Linked DNA regions of Homo sapiens: region 1 is linked to region 2. A link is a loop called in an ENCODE intact Hi-C map of the cell type or tissue named here. Cell type or tissue: chondrocyte. All regions are shown on one strand. Links, peaks and the distances in the headings refer to the core of each region. The heading gives the core; the rest is flanking DNA.

The links. A loop is a pair of places that touch in the nucleus more often than their neighbours do. Peaks named below come from ENCODE experiments on the same cell type or tissue, not always from the same donor. Only the 100,000 strongest peaks of a DNase experiment are listed, where the experiment ranks them.
Region 1: a loop joins it to region 2, with 3.0 times the contacts of the local background. A loop is called at or near these places in 102 of 110 quality-filtered maps.

Annotation. Positions count from the first base shown.
Region 1 is chr1:32,770,424-32,775,785 of GRCh38, forward strand. NHSL3 (NHS like 3) reads left to right here. Exons shown (of 7, transcript NM_020888.3): 6 at 1-2,018; 7 at 2,442-4,547. The coding sequence ends at 2,464. YARS1 (tyrosyl-tRNA synthetase 1) reads right to left here. Exons shown (of 13, transcript NM_003680.4): 13 at 4,816-5,362. Among named protein-coding and RNA genes, the nearest start is that of NHSL3, 31 kb to the left of the region's middle. RefSeq lists a silencer at 2,585-2,879. In chondrocyte, for the core only: CTCF peaks have their summits at 2,778 (motif pointing left), 3,009 and 5,157; DNase peaks (open chromatin) are centred at 258, 668, 1,458 and 2,728.
Region 2 is chr1:32,701,890-32,707,251 of GRCh38, forward strand. SYNC (syncoilin, intermediate filament protein) reads right to left here and starts at 881. Exons shown (of 5, transcript NM_030786.3): 1 at 719-881. The coding sequence starts at 771. RefSeq lists enhancers at 349-1,114, 1,115-1,880 and silencers at 1,241-1,290, 1,341-1,430. In chondrocyte, for the core only: a CTCF peak has its summit at 2,304; DNase peaks (open chromatin) are centred at 612, 1,262, 1,752, 2,322 and 1 weaker place.

The DNA.
Region 1 (5,362 bases), core at 222-5,221, 69 kb after region 2:
CTGGAGCCACTCTCAATCCTCCGACACCATTGTGTCTGACGGTTCCACCCTCTCCTCTAAGGGTGGCTCTGAGGGCCAGCCGGAGAGCTCTACGGCTAGCAATAGCGTGGTACCCCCTCCCCAGGGAGGCAGTGGGAGGGGCTCTCCCAGTGGGGGCAGCACTGCTGAGGCCTCAGACACACTCAGCATTCGGAGCAGTGGGCAGTTGTCTGGCCGGAGTGTGTCCCTGCGTAAGCTGAAGCGGCCTCCACCCCCTCCCCGCCGGACCCACTCCCTCCATCAGCGGGGCTTAGCAGTGCCTGATGGGCCATTAGGGTTGCCCCCTAAGCCTGAGCGTAAGCAGCAGCCCCAGCTGCCTCGGCCACCCACCACTGGTGGCTCAGAAGGGGCGGGGGCAGCACCCTGTCCACCCAACCCAGCCAACAGCTGGGTACCTGGCTTGTCTCCGGGTGGTTCCCGGCGCCCCCCACGGTCCCCAGAACGGACACTTTCGCCCTCCAGTGGATACTCGAGCCAAAGTGGTACTCCCACCCTCCCTCCCAAGGGCCTGGCAGGTCCCCCTGCTTCCCCAGGCAAGGCCCAGCCCCCTAAACCAGAGCGTGTCACGTCTCTTCGCTCCCCTGGGGCCTCCGTCTCCTCTTCCCTCACGTCTTTATGTTCCTCCTCCTCTGACCCAGCCCCCTCAGACCGCTCTGGGCCACAGATATTGACCCCCCTGGGTGACAGGTTTGTCATACCTCCTCACCCCAAGGTGCCTGCCCCCTTCTCCCCACCTCCCTCCAAGCCCAGGAGCCCTAACCCAGCTGCCCCTGCTCTAGCCGCCCCTGCTGTGGTTCCTGGGCCTGTTTCTACCACTGACGCCAGTCCTCAGTCCCCTCCCACTCCCCAGACAACCTTGACTCCACTGCAGGAGTCTCCTGTCATCTCCAAAGACCAGTCACCCCCACCTTCCCCACCCCCATCTTATCATCCACCCCCACCACCCACTAAGAAGCCAGAGGTGGTTGTGGAGGCACCATCTGCCTCAGAGACTGCTGAGGAGCCCCTCCAAGATCCCAACTGGCCCCCTCCCCCACCCCCTGCCCCTGAGGAGCAGGACCTGTCCATGGCTGACTTCCCCCCACCAGAGGAGGCTTTTTTCTCTGTGGCCAGCCCTGAGCCTGCAGGCCCTTCAGGCTCCCCAGAGCTTGTCAGCTCCCCGGCTGCTTCGTCCTCCTCAGCTACTGCTTTGCAGATTCAGCCCCCGGGTAGCCCAGACCCTCCTCCAGCTCCGCCAGCCCCAGCTCCTGCTAGTTCCGCCCCAGGGCATGTGGCCAAGCTCCCTCAGAAGGAACCGGTGGGCTGTAGCAAGGGTGGTGGGCCTCCCAGGGAGGACGTAGGTGCGCCCCTGGTCACGCCCTCGCTCCTGCAGATGGTGCGGCTGCGCTCCGTGGGTGCTCCAGGAGGGGCTCCCACCCCAGCACTGGGGCCATCGGCCCCCCAGAAACCACTGCGAAGGGCCCTGTCAGGGCGGGCCAGCCCAGTGCCTGCCCCCTCCTCAGGGCTCCATGCTGCGGTCCGACTCAAGGCCTGCAGCCTGGCCGCCAGTGAAGGCCTCTCAAGTGCTCAGCCCAACGGACCGCCTGAGGCAGAGCCACGGCCTCCCCAGTCCCCTGCCTCAACGGCCAGTTTCATCTTCTCCAAGGGCTCTAGGAAGCTGCAGCTGGAGCGGCCCGTGTCCCCTGAGACCCAGGCTGACCTCCAGCGGAATCTGGTGGCAGAACTCCGGAGCATCTCAGAGCAGCGGCCACCCCAGGCCCCAAAGAAGTCACCTAAGGCTCCCCCACCTGTGGCCCGCAAGCCGTCTGTGGGAGTCCCCCCACCCGCCTCCCCCAGTTACCCTCGAGCTGAGCCCCTTACTGCTCCTCCCACCAATGGGCTCCCTCACACCCAGGACAGGACTAAGAGGGAGCTGGCGGAGAATGGAGGTGTCCTGCAGCTGGTGGGCCCAGAGGAGAAGATGGGCCTCCCGGGCTCAGGTACAGTGGGCAGTGCTAGGGTGAGGTCCCATTGCTGATGATGGGAAGTAGGAATCTGAAGTCCCGCCATGGGGGATTTGTTCTTGGATCTTTAACTTTTCTGGTCTGAGAATGCCTGGGAAGGGCAAGCTGTCACCCTTGCTGGGGCCCAGAGGAGAATGGTGTGTGAGTGTCAGGCCTACTGTGTTTGAATTCCAACTTTGCCTCTTTCCCTACCCTTCCTAGCTACATTGTAAAGTGTGGGGCAGTGACACCTACATTATAGTGTCTGAACATGTGTAGGGTGTCCAGCCCAGTGCTGCGGGCACTGTCAGTAAATCAAAGCGGTAAGAAGGTTGGGTGAGGGTATGCTTTGTTGGGCTCCTAGTGCCAGAACCAAGCCAGGAGGCCCCTTGCTAAGTGTCTCTTATTTTTCTCCCCCAGACTCACAGAAAGAGCTGGCCTGACCACCAGGCACCTCACTGGCACTGCTGACCCATCCCAGAAACACAATCTCAGGGACCCGAGCAGCTCCAAGGACGAGAGGATACAGCAGACACAACCTAATAGAGAGGGCGCCTGCAGCCTTAACCTCCACGGCCTTCGATACTTATGCAAGCCTGGTGTTGCTCCTGTCCTCAGAGTCATCCTGCGCTCATGCCTTTTCCCGAATGGGTTCACCTCTGGCAGTTGCCGCTTCAGTCTTGGCCTTAGCCTCATCTTGAAGTGGGTAGCTGGCGGGAGAGGGTGGCTGCGCCCCCTGCTGGCCCTGAGGCTGCAGAGTTGGGAGCAGGACACCTCACCTGAGTTTCATTTTTTTTCATGTCCAAACCATGCACATACTATAGTCCAGAATCAAAGCACTTTTGAAAAGTGGCTGCATGGCCATCCTCCAGGGCCCAGGAAGTTGCATTCCAAGGGCCTGTTTACATGGCAGCAGAATCCATCCCCGGCAGTCAGCCCATAGCTTGGGACCAGTCTGTGCCCTCCTGCCCAGTCCAGTTTACTCCTCTTGGTTCCTGAAGGTGGCCAAGTCATTGTGTTCCCACAGGCTTCTCTAGGCTGGGGGCAGGTGTGGGGCTGTGGAATTCCAAAGCACAAAAGGTGCAGAGGGGATTGGCCTTCCTGTGCCTCAACTCACCAACCACCCTCCTGCCTTCCAGTTCTGCCAGGTGCTCCATGCTGGGGACAAGTAGGAGACTGCCAGGGCCCAAAGAAATGGGTGAGCAGTAGAGTCATCTCGGGGCACTTGGCAGTGTCAAGCACCTGCCCCTTGCCTCCTTGACCACACTGGGGTGGGTGGGCCCCCAGCACTTCAGAGGCAGGAGCCTTTGGGCTGAGCAAGCACTGAGGAGGTGGATGGAAGGGAGCATCTGGAGGGGGGGAGCTTCCTTGAGCAGTGGGCCCAGGCCTGGCCCTCCACACTTCATTCTCTGACCTTTCTCTCTCCTCATTTCGGTGCATGTCCTTTCTGCAGCTGCCTTTCAGCACAGGTGGTTCCACTGGGGGCAGCTAACGCTGAGTGACAAGGATGGGAAGCCACAGGTGCATTTTACTCAAGTCTTCTCTAGTCAATGAGGGGCACCCAGTGCTTCTAGGGCAGGCTGGGTGGTGGTCCCCTAGGTATCAGCCTCTCTTACTGTACTCTCCGGGAATGTTAACCTTTCTATTTTCAGCCTGTGCCACCTGTCTAGGCAAGCTGGCTTCCCCATTGGCCCCTGTGGGTCCACAGCAGCGTGGCTGCCCCCCAGGGCCACCGCTTCTTTCTTGATCCTCTTTCCTTAACAGTGACTTGGGCTTGAGTCTGGCAAGGAACCTTGCTTTTAGCTTCACCACCAAGGAGAGAGGTTGACATGACCTCCCCGCCCCCTCACCAAGGCTGGGAACAGAGGGGATGTGGTGAGAGCCAGGTTCCTCTGGCCCTCTCCAGGGTGTTTTCCACTAGTCACTACTGTCTTCTCCTTGTAGCTAATCAATCAATATTCTTCCCTTGCCTGTGGGCAGTGGAGAGTGCTGCTGGGTGTACGCTGCACCTGCCCACTGAGTTGGGGAAAGAGGATAATCAGTGAGCACTGTTCTGCTCAGAGCTCCTGATCTACCCCACCCCCTAGGATCCAGGACTGGGTCAAAGCTGCATGAAACCAGGCCCTGGCAGCAACCTGGGAATGGCTGGAGGTGGGAGAGAACCTGACTTCTCTTTCCCTCTCCCTCCTCCAACATTACTGGAACTCTATCCTGTTAGGATCTTCTGAGCTTGTTTCCCTGCTGGGTGGGACAGAGGACAAAGGAGAAGGGAGGGTCTAGAAGAGGCAGCCCTTCTTTGTCCTCTGGGGTAAATGAGCTTGACCTAGAGTAAATGGAGAGACCAAAAGCCTCTGATTTTTAATTTCCATAAAATGTTAGAAGTATATATATACATATATATATTTCTTTAAATTTTTGAGTCTTTGATATGTCTAAAAATCCATTCCCTCTGCCCTGAAGCCTGAGTGAGACACATGAAGAAAACTGTGTTTCATTTAAAGATGTTAATTAAATGATTGAAACTTGGCTGTGGCTACTGCTTCTTAATGTGGGGGGGACAGGGCAGTGGTCTGGGCCCACATTTAGAAGGGAAAATGTTTTGCCTGCTGCACACATTGGACCCAAGTATGGGCCTCTTCTGCCTAGTACTGCCAAAGGGACTGTTAAGGTGTCTTGTCCATCTTCTACCCCCCACCCCCCATTACAGGGTAAAGGAACCCCAGACTAGGTGAGGGGCCAGCAGCTGCCTCACACTTGTGTTCTCTCCTGAGATGGTCCAGCTCACATCCAGACACCCTTGTTCAGACATTTTATTTGAATTTATGACAGTGATGGGGATTTGACTGAGATGCCTTATGGAGAAGTACCCCACCCTCTATGAAGACAGAATCACTCTCTGCCATTCATTCTGCCTGATGCTAACAACACGCAGCTGATTTAGGGAGTGTCCCAGCCTAGCTGGATCAAGGGAAATTCCAGGAGCCCTGGGGCAGGCCCTGGCCCCCAGTGCCAAGCCTCAGAGTAAGCAGACATTGGGAAAGTTGCCAACCACTTGGTAGACCACTAGGTTCTCTGTTTTCCCTTCCCTTTCCTTTTCAAATCCCACAGTTTCCTGTTGGGGAGAAGCTGTAATTAGCCTAGTCCAGGTACCAGATCCCAGCTAGGGGCGCAGCTGCTTGGATAACTCCAAGAAAACCTGGGCACCAGTATTTTTCCAATTATAAGGACTGTGGCATAAATTTTTAAATGAGTTATATTGAAACCAGATTTCTCCAGCTGCCAAGGGAAGAAGGTAGGGCTGGACTCCCTGCTGTGGCCCAGCCCTTGTTAGGGGTTGGTCT
Region 2 (5,362 bases), core at 226-5,225:
GCAGTATGGGTGAGTGTGTGTGTGTAAGACCGCTCAGCTTTGTGCCCCTGTGTGACAGTGAAGGGGTGTCGGGAGCTATGTATTTGCACCCTCACCTCTTGGTACACTGGGAAGTCCCAGAGCCACAGTATGACCTGGGACAGAAATACACCTCACCCCAAACCCCTCAGCCACAGGTCCCTTCCCCCAATAATCAGCCGTGCCCTGCCAGGAGGGATAGTGGGGAGGGCCCCTGGACCCTTCCCCCACCCATCCCAGGCCAGACGGGAGAGAACAAGCCCTGACAGACTCTTAACTTCAAGCTGGCAGATGCCCAGCCTTGCACCAAGTGGCTTCCACACAGCCACTTCAGCAGGGGAGGCCTCTGTCTCCAACTGACATTTGCAGGGAGGAATGAAGGCTAGCGAGAAGTGTCTTTGGCTGCTATGGGCCAAATGGCACTTGAGCGGTGGATGCCCACTCGCCTGGAAGGGTTAATTTTCATGTAGTCCCGGGAGGGGGAGGGGTATTATAAAAAGCCACAGACAAACGGAGGTGCCAGGACCCCGGGACGGCCCGACTCCCCGATGTCCCCTCACGAGGCGGCTCCAGTGCCCCACCCCGGCTGGACCACTACCCCTAGACAGGCGAAAGACGCCCGCGGTCGGGGGGAAAGGGAACCCGTCCAGCAGCACCCCTTCCCCAGCGGGGCGGCGACGCGGGCCCGGCACTGTCCTACCTCGCGGCCTGGGCGGCGCCGTCCCCGCCGCGCCGGGGCTCCGGGCTGGCCATGGCTGCGCGACCCCGGGCTGGCGGCCGCGTTATTAATAGCCGGGCCCGCGGGCCCCTCGCTCCGGCGCCCGCGCCCGCCGCACTGCCAGCTGCAACCGACACCGGATCCCGGCCGGCCCCGGGCCGGGCGCGCCCACTTGGCCGGGGCTCCTGCCGGGGGAGGAGGGAGCGGCCGCGCGGACCTGGGGGCGGGGAGAGGCTGCCCCTCCCGGACCAGCCTGGGGCGGGGGTGGGAACGGGGGCCTGGAGCTGTCTTTCCAAACCTCCCAGCCCCCTCGTCTTCCCGAACCTTCTCTCCACCCTTCCTTTCGTGAGGTCCCGTTGCAGGGGGAGTCAGAAGGGGGGTCTGAAGCCCCAGGGAGCACCTTCCCTGTCCAGCCTGGGAGGGTGGAGGCAGGGTTGGGCGGGCTGCTCAAAGGGAGCCAGCACCCCTCTCCCGCGAGTGTTTGGGGGTGTCCGCTGCCGCTCAGCGCCCTCTGGTCCCCACCCAAGAGGGGAAGGGCCGCAGCCACCCTCTGGGCACTCCGGGCTGTCCCCGGCAGCTGTCGTGAAGGGCGGGGCAGGGCGCGGCCGGGGAGGAGGGTTCACGGCCACACCCCGCGCGTTTGGGGACAGCCTGGAGCCTGGGGGCGGGCTGGGTGGCTGGGGTTAGAGAGAACTGCGGAGGAGTTTACGCCTATCACATTGAGTCCATATTTAACCCCACTTTCTGCCCCACCCTTTGAGGCTTCCTGGGGTCTCTCTCCTGCTCCACCTGTCACCCCACTCAGCCCACTTCTGTCAACTTCAAGACATACCTCCCCCCACGTCCTCAGCCCACTAGTGTGAGGGTCAAACCAGCACTGACGTCTTTCTCCCCAAGAGAGAAGCTGCTGGGCCCCTTCCCAGACCTGGGCTTCAGGCGTTCTTCCTTCGGATTCCTTTTTCCACTTAGCTACCCTGTCTGGGGAGGTCTTTGACTCAATCGCAGAAGAATGCTGGCACCATAACAAGCCCCAGGGGCTGGGGTGCCTGGGAGGCCGGTGGGGGAAGCATGCCGTGGTGTTGAATGTGTGTGGGCTTGTGTGCCCCTGTGTGACTCTGCGGTGATTGTGGGGTACATGTCTGTGTGTGAGCATGTGGATGTGTGATTGTGTGATCTCAGGGTGAATGTGTGTGGTGATTGTGCCATGGTGGAGTGTCTTTGTGGGGCTGGCGGTTTTGACTCTGTGTGGGGGGCATGCATATGGTCCCGCTTGTGACTCTGACTGTGTGCTTGTGCGTGACTGGGGGTTGATAAATGTTCATTCATCCTCGCGTCTGAGTGTGCTGCCTGTGGCTGTATATTTATATTTCTCTGTCTAATGCAAGGGGGTGGAAGATTTAACACCCAGGGCAGCCAAATATACCCTTGTAAGGTACGCACGAGAAAAAGCCAGGTTTTGAGGCTGCTGGTCATTTTCTGACTTACCCCCGAACTATTCCAGGGGAGGAGGCTGGCGAAGCCTCAGCTGCTGGGCATTTGACATCTGCTGCCCGCCAGAGGAGAGCTAAGGCAGCAAGGGCAGGCCTGCCAGAGGCTCTGTTTGCTGTGGTACCAAGCAACAGGCGGCAAGGGTGGCATTCAGAAGAGCTGGCTCTGCCCCTCCAACCCCCAGCCCAGGACCTGGCCTTAGGCTGTCCCTAGGACTGAATTTCTGACCCGCTCCTACCCTCCTGCTCAGCGCTTCTTTAGGCTGAAACCCTGAATTCCCCAGGGTCCCAGAAACTTCCCCACCTCCAAGCCTTTGTTGTTGTTTTTTTTGTTGCTGTTGTTTCTTGCAGTCAGGGTCTCACTCTGTCATCCAGGCAGGAGTACGGTGGTGCAATCATGGTTCACGGCAGCCTCAACCTCCTGGGCTCAGGTGATCCTCCCATCTCAGCCTCCCGAGTAGCTGGAACTACAGATGCACACCACCACACCTGGATAATTTTTGTATTTTTTGTAAAGACGAGGTCTCACTGTGTTGCCTAGGCTGGTCTCAAACTCCTAGGCTCAAGCAGTCCTCCTACCTCAGCCTCCCAAAGTGCTGGGATTACAGGAGTGAGCCACCACACCCAGCCAGGCCTTTTCTGCTGCTCCCTCTGCCTAGAAAACCCTTTCCAGCTCTTCACAGCCCACCTTTTACTCTCCTTCAGGTCTCAGATCACATCTCACAGAGGCCTTCTCTGATGCCTCCCCACCCCCTGCCCATAATGTCCACCCATTTATTTTTTTGTTATGGGCTTTTTTGTTTTGTTGGGTTTTGTAAAATTTTATTTAATAGAGATGGGGTCTCACTATGTTGTTAAGGCTGATCTCAAACTCCTGGCCTCAAGGGATCCTCCAGACTCAGCCTCCCAAAGTGCTGGGATTACAAGCAGGAGCCACCATGCCTCACCCCATTTACTGTTTATCCCTGTCACCCTGTTTATTTTCTGTGCAGCACTTATCAATCTGCAACAATACTATTCATTTTCTTTCTTTTTTTTTTGAGACGGAGTCTCACTCTGTTGCCCAAGCTGGAGTGCAGTGGTGCAATCTCAGCTCACTGCAAGCTCCGCCTCCTGGGTTCAGGCCATTCTCCTGCCTCAGCCTCCGGAGTAGCTGGGACTACAGGTGCCTGCAATCATGCCCAGCTAATTTTTTTGTATTTTTAGTAGAGACGGGGTTTCACCGTGTTAGCCAGGATGGTCTCGATTTCCTGACCTCGTGATTCGCCCATCTCGGCCTCCCAAAGTGCTGGGATTGCAGGCATGAGCCACCGCTCCCGGCCAATACTATTCATTTTCAATTATTTTCTTCTCTGCTTCCCCACTAGAATGGAAGCCCCATGAGGGCAGAGACTTTATGTGTCTTGTTTACTGCTGTGTCTCCAGAGCCCAGCACAGGGACTACCACATAGTAGGACCTTAAAAAAATTGTTTGTTTTTGTTTTTTATAATAATAACAATCATTTATTTTACCCACAGATCTGTGATTTGGGCACGGCTTGGTGGAGGCAGCTCATTTCTGCTTCACGTGGCATCAGCTGAGGTGGCTTGCCCAGAGGTTGCAGAACTCGCGTCCAGGACAGCTCACTCATGTGGCTGGCAAGTTGATGCGGTCTGTCAGCTGGGAGCTCAGCAGGGTATTTGGCTGGGGGTCTTGGTTCTCCTCCACATGGGCTTTTCCACGGGTTGCTTGTGCTTCCTCATGGCATGGTGGCTAAGTCCCAACAGTAAACGTCCCAAAAGAACAAGGCAGAAGTGAAAGGCATTTTTTTTGAGCTAGCCTTGGAAGCTACACACTGTCACTGCTGACCTATTCTGTTGCTAAAGGCAGTCACAAAAACCCGGGCCTCCAGCTCATGGGGAGGGGACATAGATGCCACCTTTTAATGGGAAGGGTGTGTCAAAGTCACAGTATAAGAAGAGCTTATGGAATGGGATATAGTATTGCCTCTGTCTTGGGAAAATACAATCTGCCAAAGATGCAGAATCACAGCTTGGTCTTCCACCATCTCCAGACTGTGGCCCTAATCCACACCCATCCAAGACCAGTCCAAGCTCCCTTCTAATGCCTCATTCTATCCAATGAAAGTAAAAAGGAGGGGTCGCTCACCTCACACCACTTCTGATTGTGTCCTATTGCCAGAGCTCAGTCACATGGCCATATTTAGCTTTAGTGGCTTATTATAAAGGATATTGAAAAGGATACAGATGAAGAGATGAATAGGGCAGAGTTATGGAGGAAGGGGCATGAAGCTTCCATCCCCTCCCTGGGCACACCATCCTCCAGGAACCTCCATATGTTCAGCTATCTGGAAGCTCCAAAAAAATTGTTGAATGAATGAAGGGAAGGAGGATGGTTTTACTTAGGCTAATTTAGGCAATATTTGATGCCTGCTGTGTGCTAGGCCTGGGCCACTCACCTCTCAGGAGCCCCAGTCTACTCAGGGAGACAGACACACATGTGCCCAGATTGCATACAGCAAGGCAGTGTGAGGTATTTGAGCCCATAAGATTCAGCTCACTTGGCAAACATTGGCACTTGGGCTGTGCTGGGCCCTGTGTCAGAGCAAACAGCCTTATTTGGCCCAAGCCTGCAAGAAGCTTTCAGTGTAGAGGAAGCTAGAACCGTCTCCTGGGGAGAAAAACCTATGCAGAAAATAATGCCAAATCACTGGGCTGAGTGATGTGATAGACATTGAGAACCAGGGAAGCCAGGGATGGATGGGAGAAATTAACTCCGGGACTGGGGATGGCCTCGTGAACAAAGTACCTGGGCCTGGAAGGATGAGAAAAGCTGTTCTGGAATCAGGAATCAGGCACAGACTCTGCTTTGAAGGACAAGCGCAGCCACTCTTAACTCTCAGCCCCTCCACAAAGCCAAACCCAGGAGGAGGAGAGAGGCCCCTGGGCTGGCTACTCTTAGCCTAACCTTCCTTCTCAGAGCTTTGTGTCCAGGAGCTGACTCCTGCGGCCAGCGTCTCCTGGGCCCCCTTGCCTTCTGGTTTCAGGTGGGGTTTGGCCAAACTGGGGACCCTGGCAGGAGATCAGAGAGGGAGGAGAGTGAGATCAAGATATTTATTTTTATTTTATTTTTTATTTT